Regions from separate parts of the Homo sapiens genome. Here region 2 is linked to region 1. Evidence: chromatin loops called from intact Hi-C (ENCODE). Cell type or tissue: mesothelial cell of epicardium. All regions are shown on one strand. Each heading gives the region's core, and the rest is flanking DNA. Links, peaks and the distances in the headings are about the cores only.

Region 1 (5,578 bases), core at 1,082-5,081:
AAAGCAAACACTTTCTATGGCATTGTGTCAATTAAGATTGTATTTGGCAACAAGTAATAGAAAATGCAACTTTTATGCCTTGTAGAGTTCTATATCTCTGGAGGCAGGAAGGCCCTGGCATTAATTTTGCAGTTCAACTATATCAAGGCAAGAGTCTCTTAATTCCTGAGGCCTTTCTTCATGGCTAAAAGATGGCAGCTGCAGCTCCAGACACTGGGAAGAAAAAAAGGGGAAAGAGTGGTACAAGCCATATTTGCCTATTTTATTAGGAAAGCAAAATATTTCCTGGAAATCCTTAAAAAAAATGTGTTTCTCTCTCATAGGCCAGAATTAGGTTATATGGCCACCACTGGTGGCAAGAGAGACTGGGAAAGCCAACAAGTTGTGTTTCCAGTGCCTAAGTTTGAAAGCAACAAGGGACAAGGAAATTATTGTTGGGTCAGCCAATCAATGGTATTGGTTTCAGGTAGTATTTGAACTTTTTCTAAAAGTGAACATTTGATCTAGCAAACTGCGGGTTCTATTGTGATTTCTGGCAGGAACATTCACTCTAACACTCACATTCTAATAATGCCTGATGCACTAGGCAGTAAATAGTTGTTGACTCAATAAAAACAACCTGAGAAATGGAAACATAAAGTGGTTTTTTCTACTGGGTTGCTGTATTAGTAATCTATTTCTACCTATAAGTTACTCTACAATTTAGTGGCTTAAAAAATAGATATTTATTATGTTAGAGTTACTGTCAGGAATTTGGGAACTGCTTAGATGGTGGTTCTGGCTCAGAGTTTCCCATGACGCTGTAATCACAATGTCAGTCAAAACTGTGGTCATCAGAAGGCTTGCCTAATTCTGGAAGGTCTCCATCCAAGCTCACTGAAGTGACTGTTGGTCATAAACCTCTGTTCCTCACCAGGTGGGCCTCTCCATATGGCCGCTTGAGTGGTATGATAACTAGCTTCCCTGGGAATGAGTGATTCAAGAGGGAGCAAGAGATAGATGCCACAATGTCCTTTATGGTCTAGCCTCAGAAGTCATGCAGTATCATTTTTTGCCATGTTCTATTGGTCATGCAGGCCTACCCTGATATAATGTGAGGGGGACTACATAAGGGCATGAATGCTGGAAAGAAGAGATCACTGGATGCCATCTTGGAGGCTGGCTACCACAGTCAGACAGCCAGTTGGCAGTGAAACGAGAACTGAAAGTCCAGCTTTTCTGATGATCAACCTGTGACCCATATCACATTCTTATCTTCATTTTTATATTGTTTTTTTTTCTTGCATTGCTATAAAGAAATATTTTTTAAAGTTAGAGCTAATAATTAGTAAAGGGCATTTTTTATTAAAAACAATTATCACTTAAATTAGACTATAGCTTCTTCTGTGCTTTGTACACACACACACATCCCCATTCACAAATACACAAACACACATACACAGATGTTTTGCTATTGCTCAATTTTTGCCAGTATACTTTAGAGAGGACAAAAATTACAGAACTATTGTATCATGTACCTAAACCCCATAACTGAAACTAAAAAAAAAAATGTTTATTTTCAGTTTTTAATTTTTATGTGTACGTAGTAGGTTAGTAGGTATATATATTGAAGGGGTACATGAGATGTTTTGATACAGGCATGCAATTTGAAATAAGCACCTCATGGAGATTGGGGTATCCATCCCCTCAAGCATTTATCCTTTCATTTGCAAACAATACAGTTATACTCTTTAAGGTCCATAACTGAAAAATTAAGATAGCTATGTCATCAACAGGGTATACATCTGACACAAGAATTTTGCGGTTGGTTTTCTCTTTTATCAGTGAAATGGAAAACAATCAAGAAAAGAAAATAAACCATCTGCAAGATAGAAGGGAATGAAATAAAAAGCAATTGAAAGATTTTTAAATGAAAAGAGCAGCTTTTATTTTTTGTTGTGGAAAAAACCAAGTTCCCAAGCTATTCTTTCTTGCCTGTGTTTCTATAACAACACAGATTAGTAGAAAATTACTTGCTCCAGTTGGGTCCTATAGGGAAAGGAGCCCACATTGAATTTCAGTTTATTACAGTGATATTATTTTCCAAGCATATCTTAAAGTGGGTATAAATTTGTTTTCAGAGTGACCAATCCTCAATAATTTGAAGAAATAGGCAGTTTTCTATTTCATCCACTCTAGTTTTAGAGCTAAAATAATAACAGGCATGTGCTTTATTATAAGTGTCCTTTTGTTCCTATTTCTTCAAAGTCCATCAAAATCACTTTCTGAGTGTACATCAATAATTTGACACCTTTTGAAATAATGAAGGGTGAAAAAAGAAATGATTTATATTTTGTCTGGCCTCTTATGGAAATGTGTATTTCAATTATCTTCAATTAAAATTGAAGTGGATTCCTCTGTGGCCCTTATATTTATGTTTTTAAAACAAGTGTTCAAATCTAATTGAATACAACTACTCATTGATTTAATGAGTATATGAAATGGACCGCACTCCAAGGCCATTTTTTTATTCATTGAAAATATCAGTATTTTTTTTTTTTTTTGAGATAGTCTTGCTGCATTGCCTAGGCTGGAGTGCAGTGGCATGATTACAGCTCACCATAACCTTGAATTCCTGGGGTCAAGCGACCCTCCTACCTTGGCCTCCCAAAGTGCTGAGATTACAGGCATGAGCCAGAAATTTCTGGCGCCCAGCCAGAAATACCAGTTTTTTGAGAAAGGAAAGAAACTAACATTAATAGAGCAGCAAATATGCAGTTAAGGACTGTGTCAGGCAATGTTTATATTTTTCCAGTTTGAAATATCTTGATATAGTGAGCCAGTTATTGTCTAATTTATACTTGGAGAACTGAGGCTCAGAAAAGTTCACTTTTTCACTCATTCAATGACTGTTCCTTGAGCTCTTGCTCTAAGTGATATGTACTATACTGGGTGGTGGAAGTATAGTGGTAAACAGAACAAGATCACACAACTAGTAAGTGGAAAAGCTATAAGTAGGACCCAGATGGTTCCAAAGTCTAGTATCCCTTCATTTCAGTGTATTTGTACACAAATAGCCATGACACAAGGAAGAATGTATAACTGATTATAAAGGGGTAAATACTAACATTTTTTGAGTGTCATTTATCAGGCATTATTCAAGATACTTGTCTTTAGTGTATGTAACACTTAAAAACACCCTACAAGTTAAATTCATATTCCATTAACCAATAAACAATTGAGGCATAGAAGGGTTCAGATTGTTGCTTGTGCTTGCTCAGCTATTCAGGGTTGAAAAATTATTTGAGGCAAAGGAAGAGGGTTTATTTGTAGCAAGAGTCATCCAATAAGTTGCCTCATGTTCAAGTCAACCAGAGTTGGTTTCTGTTGCTTACAGCCAGGGAAACCTAAGTGACTGATACACTCTCCTGGCTGATTCATTATCACTGCTGATCCTGGGTAACTCTGTACGCTCATCATCTGAAAGTTAAAAAAAGAGGCACTCTTCTTTTCTAGAAGCAGGCTATTCATGTGAGTCCAATTCATATCGTCAATTTAAATTTTATGCTGTTCAGATAATTACAGAGGCAATCCAGAATTCTTGGTGCCAGAAAATAATGCATCCCTATCTGGATGAACTACTATAGATGGGTTCCCAGAAGAAATCTACAATTGATACACTGGCTTCTCCAGGTCATTTGACTATGAACCAAAGCCCTTCTGAAACATGTTTAAATTCTGATTTCTTAACTCAGAAGGTACACAGGGCTGGTTTTCAACCTTGAGGTCCCAAGTCATTTCCAAGGTCACAGTGGAGTTTAATGGTAGGGAGCAGGACTGGCTTCACGGGTGTGCAGCCTGTGCAGTTGCACAAGGCCCTGTGCTTAGAAAGGGCTCAAGTTGGGTTTAGTGCTCTGTTCTCATTGTCTTAAAATTCTTACTGTTTGAACAAGGGCCCCCACATTTTCATTTGTACTAGGCCCTGCAAATTATGTAGCTGGTCCTGGTGACCAATCAGTGACAAACTTATTCCAACTGGGTTCCAATTTATCTTATGAACTGAGGTTGGAAGAAAATTAATTGGGTAGGAGAATTTAGATTTCTTCTTATGTGGTTCAACATTACTTAGTTATAGTTGGGTTGTAGGAACTCTGACGGATGCTATTCTGAGCCTTTTCTACTATTTCACAATGTTCGAAAAGAGAACTTATTCTAAAACCATAGGCACATCATAAAAAGACATCTGTTCACTAGTAATTTGAGATTCAAGGAAAAATTTTATTCTGATGTTGTTGCTACTGAGGCCAAATACAATTAACATTAAGTATAAAATACGGAAATATGTAAATATAAAATAGAAATATTTGAATATATTAAATAATATCAAATATATAAACAAAATATTTCAGTAGATTAAATATATAAATATTAAAAATAAATATAAAATAATCATAACAGCTCCAAGGACCTGAAGTGAAAGTTTCTCACCAACAACAAAGGAAATGGAAATCTCTGAAGTGCTGATTTTAACACCAAGGAATACTATGCAGCTGGCAAGAGTGGAGCGTGTTACACAGAGTACCTGTGTCATCACAACCAGAGACCATCTTGACACCTGATGGGAGGAGGAAGGCCTCATGCCAGAGGAAACATCCGCAAAGCATAACTTCCCATAGGCATTTGTAGCTCTGCTGACAAATTGATTTTACAATATTTCTGACAGCAGGAGCCACTGGATCTTAATAGGTCAATTTCCAATTTCCATGCCTCTGAAATCCTTCATCTTGCACTAATGACAATTTCTAGATGGATACTCAAGCAATTTTCTGGATTAATCAGGACCCTGGGTCTTGATGGACATATTTATTTACTTACACTAGTAATATAGCCAACAGGATGTTGTCGTGTTTGGTTATCAGCGCCTAGGCAATGCCAGGTTTTGCCAAAGTAACTCCTTCCTCAAAAAGAGAAAAAGAGAATTTGAATTTAAAAGGGGGTTACTCCACAGTGGAGGGTGAGTGGTGGTGGTGGTGGGGAGAAACCAATGGATTCATGGGATTAAAAATAAAATTAGAGTGTTACACGCCTTAATATTTAAAAGGAAGGATAGGATTATTGTCAATTACCTGTGCACCCTTGTTCTGAGCCAGGCTCTGGATGCTGAATAATGGAAGGAAACACATCCCCCAAAAGCCCATTGGGTACCCTGGTTTAGGGCTGCTGAGTAGGAGTGCGAGATGTGTAAAGGAAGTGTGAGTAGAGGATGATTTTATTTGAAGTGCTAAAGTGGATCCCTAAGAAAAGGACAAAGAGATTCCTGCATAAGGGAAAGGCTCTCCAGACTGGCTAGGGAGTTGATGTGTAGGGGGAGAAGGTTATAGGACACAAAATAGGAGCAGTTTTCTCTCCTTACCAGAAAAGGTAAAACAGCGACTGAAGGGGTTGATGGAGAATGCATGGGTTGTGGGAAAGTTCATTGAACTGGGTCAGCAGAGAGGTCTTTGAGGCTGGTGGGCAGACTTGAGGGGATTCCCCTGAGTTGTGTGGCAGGTGGGTTTTCTTGCAATTGTGATCCAAGTAGGAAGAGTAAGGGCTCAGA
Region 2 (5,578 bases), core at 791-4,790, 110 kb after region 1:
TAAAGGCCAACACATGTACTGTGTGAGCTGCTATACACTGGATTATCAGTTTGAGAGATGGACATACCCCTCTACCAGCTAAAGGAAAAATATTCTTCATTGGAATACCGAGCTGTCTCTGTGGATTTTTCTTCTTACATTTTGGGGATAAATTGTTTTGTGTATGTATGCTTAAGTCAGTAATAAAATATAATCCAGACTACAAATATATTTTTTGACACAACAAATTTCAGGAAGACATTTAGGGCCTAAAATGAGATTAGACTGTGGTTAGGGAACTCAATCCAATGTTAGAATATCCATCAACTATGCTTTCATTCAAGATAACAGTCAATCTGTCAAGATATCTAGCTGATTGACATTCTTGTGGTGAGTCTAAATTTATTCTTTTCCCACTCTTAAATTTGCACTTCTATCATGGTATAGGCCTTAAATTGAAGACTGAGCCAGAAATATGACACTTATCAACAGTCTCCTGGCATGTTATTTCAATTTCAATTTGTCAACTTCAACTGAAATGTAGGCAAAGCAAATGTTACACTGCCAAGCCCCAGACTCAGTTTAATCTTGGGGCTTAAGAAGGGGGAACCAAGCTAATGCTTGTCAACAGATTATGCAGTTGTCCAGAAAGATGATATCAGAACCACATATTCTGTGCTTCAAAGTATTAACTCTGAGAAGAATAATTCTTCAGAAGATAAAGCATAAAAACTAGAGATATACTGGAGCTATTCAACAAACCTGTTAGGATTATAGTTAAGTTATAGTCAAGGTGTCACAAAATCCAATCAGGATATATATTCCTAGAAGTCAATCTTAGGATAATATTCAACAGATATTAAAGTAAGAACTTGCATGGCCGGGCGCAGTGGCTCACGCCTGTAATCCCATTACTTTGGGAGGCCAAGTCAGGTGGATCACCTGAGGTCAAGAGTTCAAGAACAGCCTCGACATGGAGAAACCCCATCTCTACTAAAAATACAAAATTAGCCGGGTGTGGTGGTGCATGCCTGTAATCCCAGCTACTCGGGAGGCTGAGGCAGGAGAATTGCTTGAATCTGGGAGGCGGAGGTTGCGGTGAGCCGAGATCACGCCATTGCACTCTAGCCTGGGCAACAAGAGTGAAACTCTGTCTCAAAAAAACAAACAAACAAACAAAAAAACAAACAACAACAACAACAAAAACTTGCAATAAAGCTCTGGCCAATATTTGTGTATGATTTTGTCTTGAATTTTGGTATAACAAATTCTTCACCATTTGAGGTCTGTATCTAGGAATGATATTTTACTGGTTTATCAACTGGATCCATACTGGAATTTAGATGATTTAGTAAACAAGTCCACAGCTTACGATCACTGGGGCTGTGCGCTCCAAAATTCCAGGGATTCCATTTGCATAAACTACAATGTAAATTGTAGCCCCCAGGAGTTTTTTAGTGTGGCCATCCTATTAGTAAGAATATTTAGATGACTGATGTCCGTCTGCCAAGTATCTCTTTTCATGGGTTCATATGCTTTGGGAGCAGTGCTTGATTTTTCTTCTTCTTCTTCATTTTTTTTTCCTAAGGTGGTAATCTATGTATGATAGAGTGACCCCTGGAAGAGGTGAAAAATGTCAGTGGAAAGATAAAGAGATGTTTTTCTCCTGTTCCTTTCTTTCTGTACTCTCCTATCCAAACACATACCTGGCCAAATGGGCTGCTTTCGAGCCTCACTAGAGAGGGGCATTGGGCACAAAAGACAAAAGAGTTGTGTTGATGAAAGACTGGGCTGTCTCTGAGCCAAGTTCGATGGAGAGAGGTGGAAAAGGCATTCATTTTACTTCAACACTGGAACCCAGCAGCAGCAGCCCAGCTGAGAAGCCACAGAACACATAAAGTCCAGAGTGGCCATGATGGGAACAGATAGCCATGATGAAGCCAGAGCCAATAGGGTCAGCTTTGTCCCTTGACATGTGTAAAACACTGCCCCAGGAACTAGGGCATATAACTAGGAGAGCTTTTGAAGAAGGTGTAAGATCTAGGAACAGCAGAAAAGATTTGGATATTACTGTAAATGTGAGCACATTTGGATATTACTGTAAATGTGACCACATGCTTCTCCACAGGCTGGGGCAGCCTGGGATATTTAGACTTCTAAAAGGTAACTTTGATTTGGAAAGTAAGCTTGCAAATTTGTAAAACCTTGTTGTTTTCCAATAAACCATGAAAATAAACACAGTGTTTGAAAAATGAATGAAAAGGCAAAAACAAAGAATGTTTGTCATTTAATAACTATTTTAACTGATCTTTAAAACTTATTGTATCCTTATAATCACAACTTTTTAAACACCATGATGGGGCTGGTGGGGATAAGAGGAGTGGAAACAGAAAGAGATGGAGAAAGCCTGGAAGGATGGGAACAATGAGGCAGAGAGAGGTCCAGCCTCTGCCTTTTGGGGCTGCACTGCATGCCCATGTTACTCTTCCCCACTTTCCTTCCTTAAAATGCCTTCAACACCTATCTTCATTTGTCTCAGAAAGAAACTGTGCGGAGCAAAACCTTCCTCAGGCCTAAACAGCTGGCTTGATTGAGTTTTCTTTCTCTAGGTATTTGCTCAGGTCACCAGCAGCTTTTCCTAACCTCCAGCATTGCTCAGGCACTCTAGAGCAATCCACGTGTGAGGTGATATTGTAACGTGATGGATAACTCAGCTAGCCAAACTGAACTCTCAGATGACAAAGTATTTATTCAGCTATAGCGCCCAACTGGGATGTGACTACAAACTTTCTCCTACCTTTAAACAAAAAAGCAAACAAACTAAAGCAAGGAAGAGATCATTGGCTCAGAAAATGGTCTAAGACTAGGACCTCTCTGGTTGGCATTTTTTGAGTGGCCAGCCTTTTCCATGCTTGCATTCACCTACTTTCCATGTGGATTACAAGGTTTCCCCACCTCAGCACCACTGACATTTTGGGCCCAAGAATTCTGTGTTGTGGGATATTCTGTGCACTGCAGGCTGTTCAGCAGCATCCCTGGCCTCTACCCACTAGATGCCAGTAGCAATCTTGTTCCCTGGTTGTGACAACAGAAATTTCTCTGGACATTGCCAAATGTCCCTTCGGGGCAAGATAACCTGCAGTTGTGAATCAACGATCTAAAATTAAACCTGTCTCCATATCTGACAGCTAATGCTACATCAACAATAACAGTACACACCCATTTTTAAAACCCTTTCAATCAAAATTATTTGTGAGTTTTTTAAATATAAAAAGGCCAAATGCTAGGTTACTGGTTTTTTTTGTTTGTTTGGTTGGTTTTTCTGTGACTCTAGGAACAGAACCAGTAGAGAGAGGAAAAGATTATAAGCTATGTTGAGCACCTTACATAGTCACATCTTACAGGGCATTTGGAGAATACAATATGAATAAAATACTTGTTAAAATCAGATAATTCTAAGAACTAATATCAAAATTCAAACTAATTTTTTCAAGAATGAGCAAGCAGCCATTTAATACTATTTTAGCACATAACTAAAATTAATTCATAATATACAGTGGGAATAAAACTGATCTTCCAAAAAAAAGCATTCAAATGACTTTTACAAGGGAATTCGCAATTCCCTGAAAACCTAAAAAATGACTCCCTTAGTGCATGGACCCTGTAGCATCAACAGAACCAGTGATTTGTGTTTTTTGGCCAAATTACTCACAGTGTTAGAGCAGACGAGGGAAGAAAAAGGGATAGAAGGAAGGAGTGAGGGATGGAAGAAAGAAAGAGATGTTAAGAGAGCCCAGTCCACTATCTGGTGTCATGAAGATAAGAAGAATTTGTTTGGAATTATGTTTATACTATCATCATTTTCTTTAAAAAAAATTGATTTTTTTCTTGATTGTGGAGTTACAATGCTCATTATAGAAAATTCTGAAAATACACAAAATACAAAAGAATGTACCATATCAAGATAATAATTATTAACTTTATTCCTTCTAACCTCTTCCCAGATTTACGTCTTTTACCAGTAAGCAGAATTAGGCTTGTACTAGAAATAATATTTTATCATCAAACCTTTAATGTAGGTTATCCAAAGACAGTCACGCTAATAAAATGTTTAACGCAGTGATGCCTCTTCTTAGTGCATGAAGTAATCTTTCTTAACTAAAGGTTCCTTAGTTGATTTGCAAAAAACTATACACACTTCAATAAAAATCAAAAGTACTTCAATAACCAAAAAAATAAAAAAAATTTTAAATCCAAATTTTTGACTTATTGTATTATGAGAATGTCTTCATATCACTGAATTCATTTCTTTCATTTATTTTTTTACTCCTTTATTGAACAAATATTTTGAGTGCCTATAACATTACCAGGCACTATTTCATCTCAGGAGATACAGTGGTGAACAGAAGAGAAAATAAAAAAAAAAACAAACCTTGCCCTTGCGAGGCATATGTTCCAAAGTGGGGCACCCAGCGATAAGAAAATGATTGAGTACAATGTTAAGCATGAAAGACAGCAATAAGCTAAATGAGGAAAAATAAGCCAGGAAAGGGGCTGAGAGCAGTTCCATATTTGTTTGGGGGCTGAGTTTGCAATTTTAAGAAGAATGCTCAGAAAAGTCTTCAGTGAGAAGGTAGGCACTGAGTAAAGACCTGAAGGAGGTGAAGGAGAGATCCTTAGGAATATCAGAGAAATCATTACAGACTGGGAGAATCAGGCAGGAGCTCACCTCCTGTGGGGGTTGACGCCACTATAGGGAGTTGGGGGCAGAACAGTGGGTGATTGTGGCCTTGGTGGCATTTTAGGGGCTTGAGCTTTGATGGAGAATGAGAAGAGAGACTACTGAAGATTTGGAGTCCAGGGATGACTTGCCATCCAACTAATTCATGGATGTTTTATGAAGAAGAGCCTGACTATCAAAACCAAAAGCAGAGAGCCCTATTGGGATGCTACCACAAGGGTCTGGCCTGATGTAGGATTGGACTCAGGTGGAGGTAACATAAGCGGTTAGATTCTGGATATATTTTGAAAGCGAGAACAGCAGAATTCTGAGTATCCAGTATGCAAAGTGTGAGAGGAAAAAAAAGAGTCAAGAATGACTTTTGGGTTTTTTGGCCTGAAATTATTACTCTAAATTATAATTTTAATAAATGCATAATTTATAATAATGCTTTTAAAATGATTCTCATTATGTAGGAAGTATCAAAATTAAAAACAATGAGATTGATCACAGGAATGTCATCTTTATTAGAATATAAGTTTAGCAACTAGAAAGCAGTAGTGAAGTTCAAACAAATCAAAAGCATCTTGCCTCTTGAAAATTGAAAAATAATTTATTTAAAAGATGAATGAAAAGAGAAACAAACAATTCAGTAGACAACTCAAAACCAAGATCATCAAAATTTACAGGTGAGATTAGTCTTGAAAGATGAAAGAGTTCATGAAGAAAAGCAGCAGAACAAAAGATACCAGACAACAGGAACAAGTACTGGAACGTAAGGAGTGTAAGGAGGAAATGGGGAAGGACAGGCAGGGACTTGATAATCCAGGACATTATATGCCATACAAAATATTCACATTTTATCCTGAATGCGATCAG

What was found. A loop is a pair of places that touch in the nucleus more often than their neighbours do. Peaks named below come from ENCODE experiments on the same cell type or tissue, not always from the same donor. Only the 100,000 strongest peaks of a DNase experiment are listed, where the experiment ranks them.
Region 2: a loop joins it to region 1, with 16 times the contacts of the local background. A loop is called at or near these places in 1 of 110 quality-filtered maps.

Annotation. Positions count from the first base shown.
Region 1 is chrX:16,391,594-16,397,171 of GRCh38, reverse strand. No RefSeq gene overlaps it. Among named protein-coding and RNA genes, the nearest start is that of MAGEB17-AS1, 230 kb to the right of the region's middle. In mesothelial cell of epicardium, for the core only: no CTCF peak of the experiment used is centred there; a DNase peak (open chromatin) is centred at 2,681.
Region 2 is chrX:16,279,881-16,285,458 of GRCh38, reverse strand. No RefSeq gene overlaps it. Among named protein-coding and RNA genes, the nearest start is that of MAGEB17-AS1, 110 kb to the right of the region's middle. In mesothelial cell of epicardium, for the core only: no CTCF peak of the experiment used is centred there; no DNase peak of the experiment used is centred there.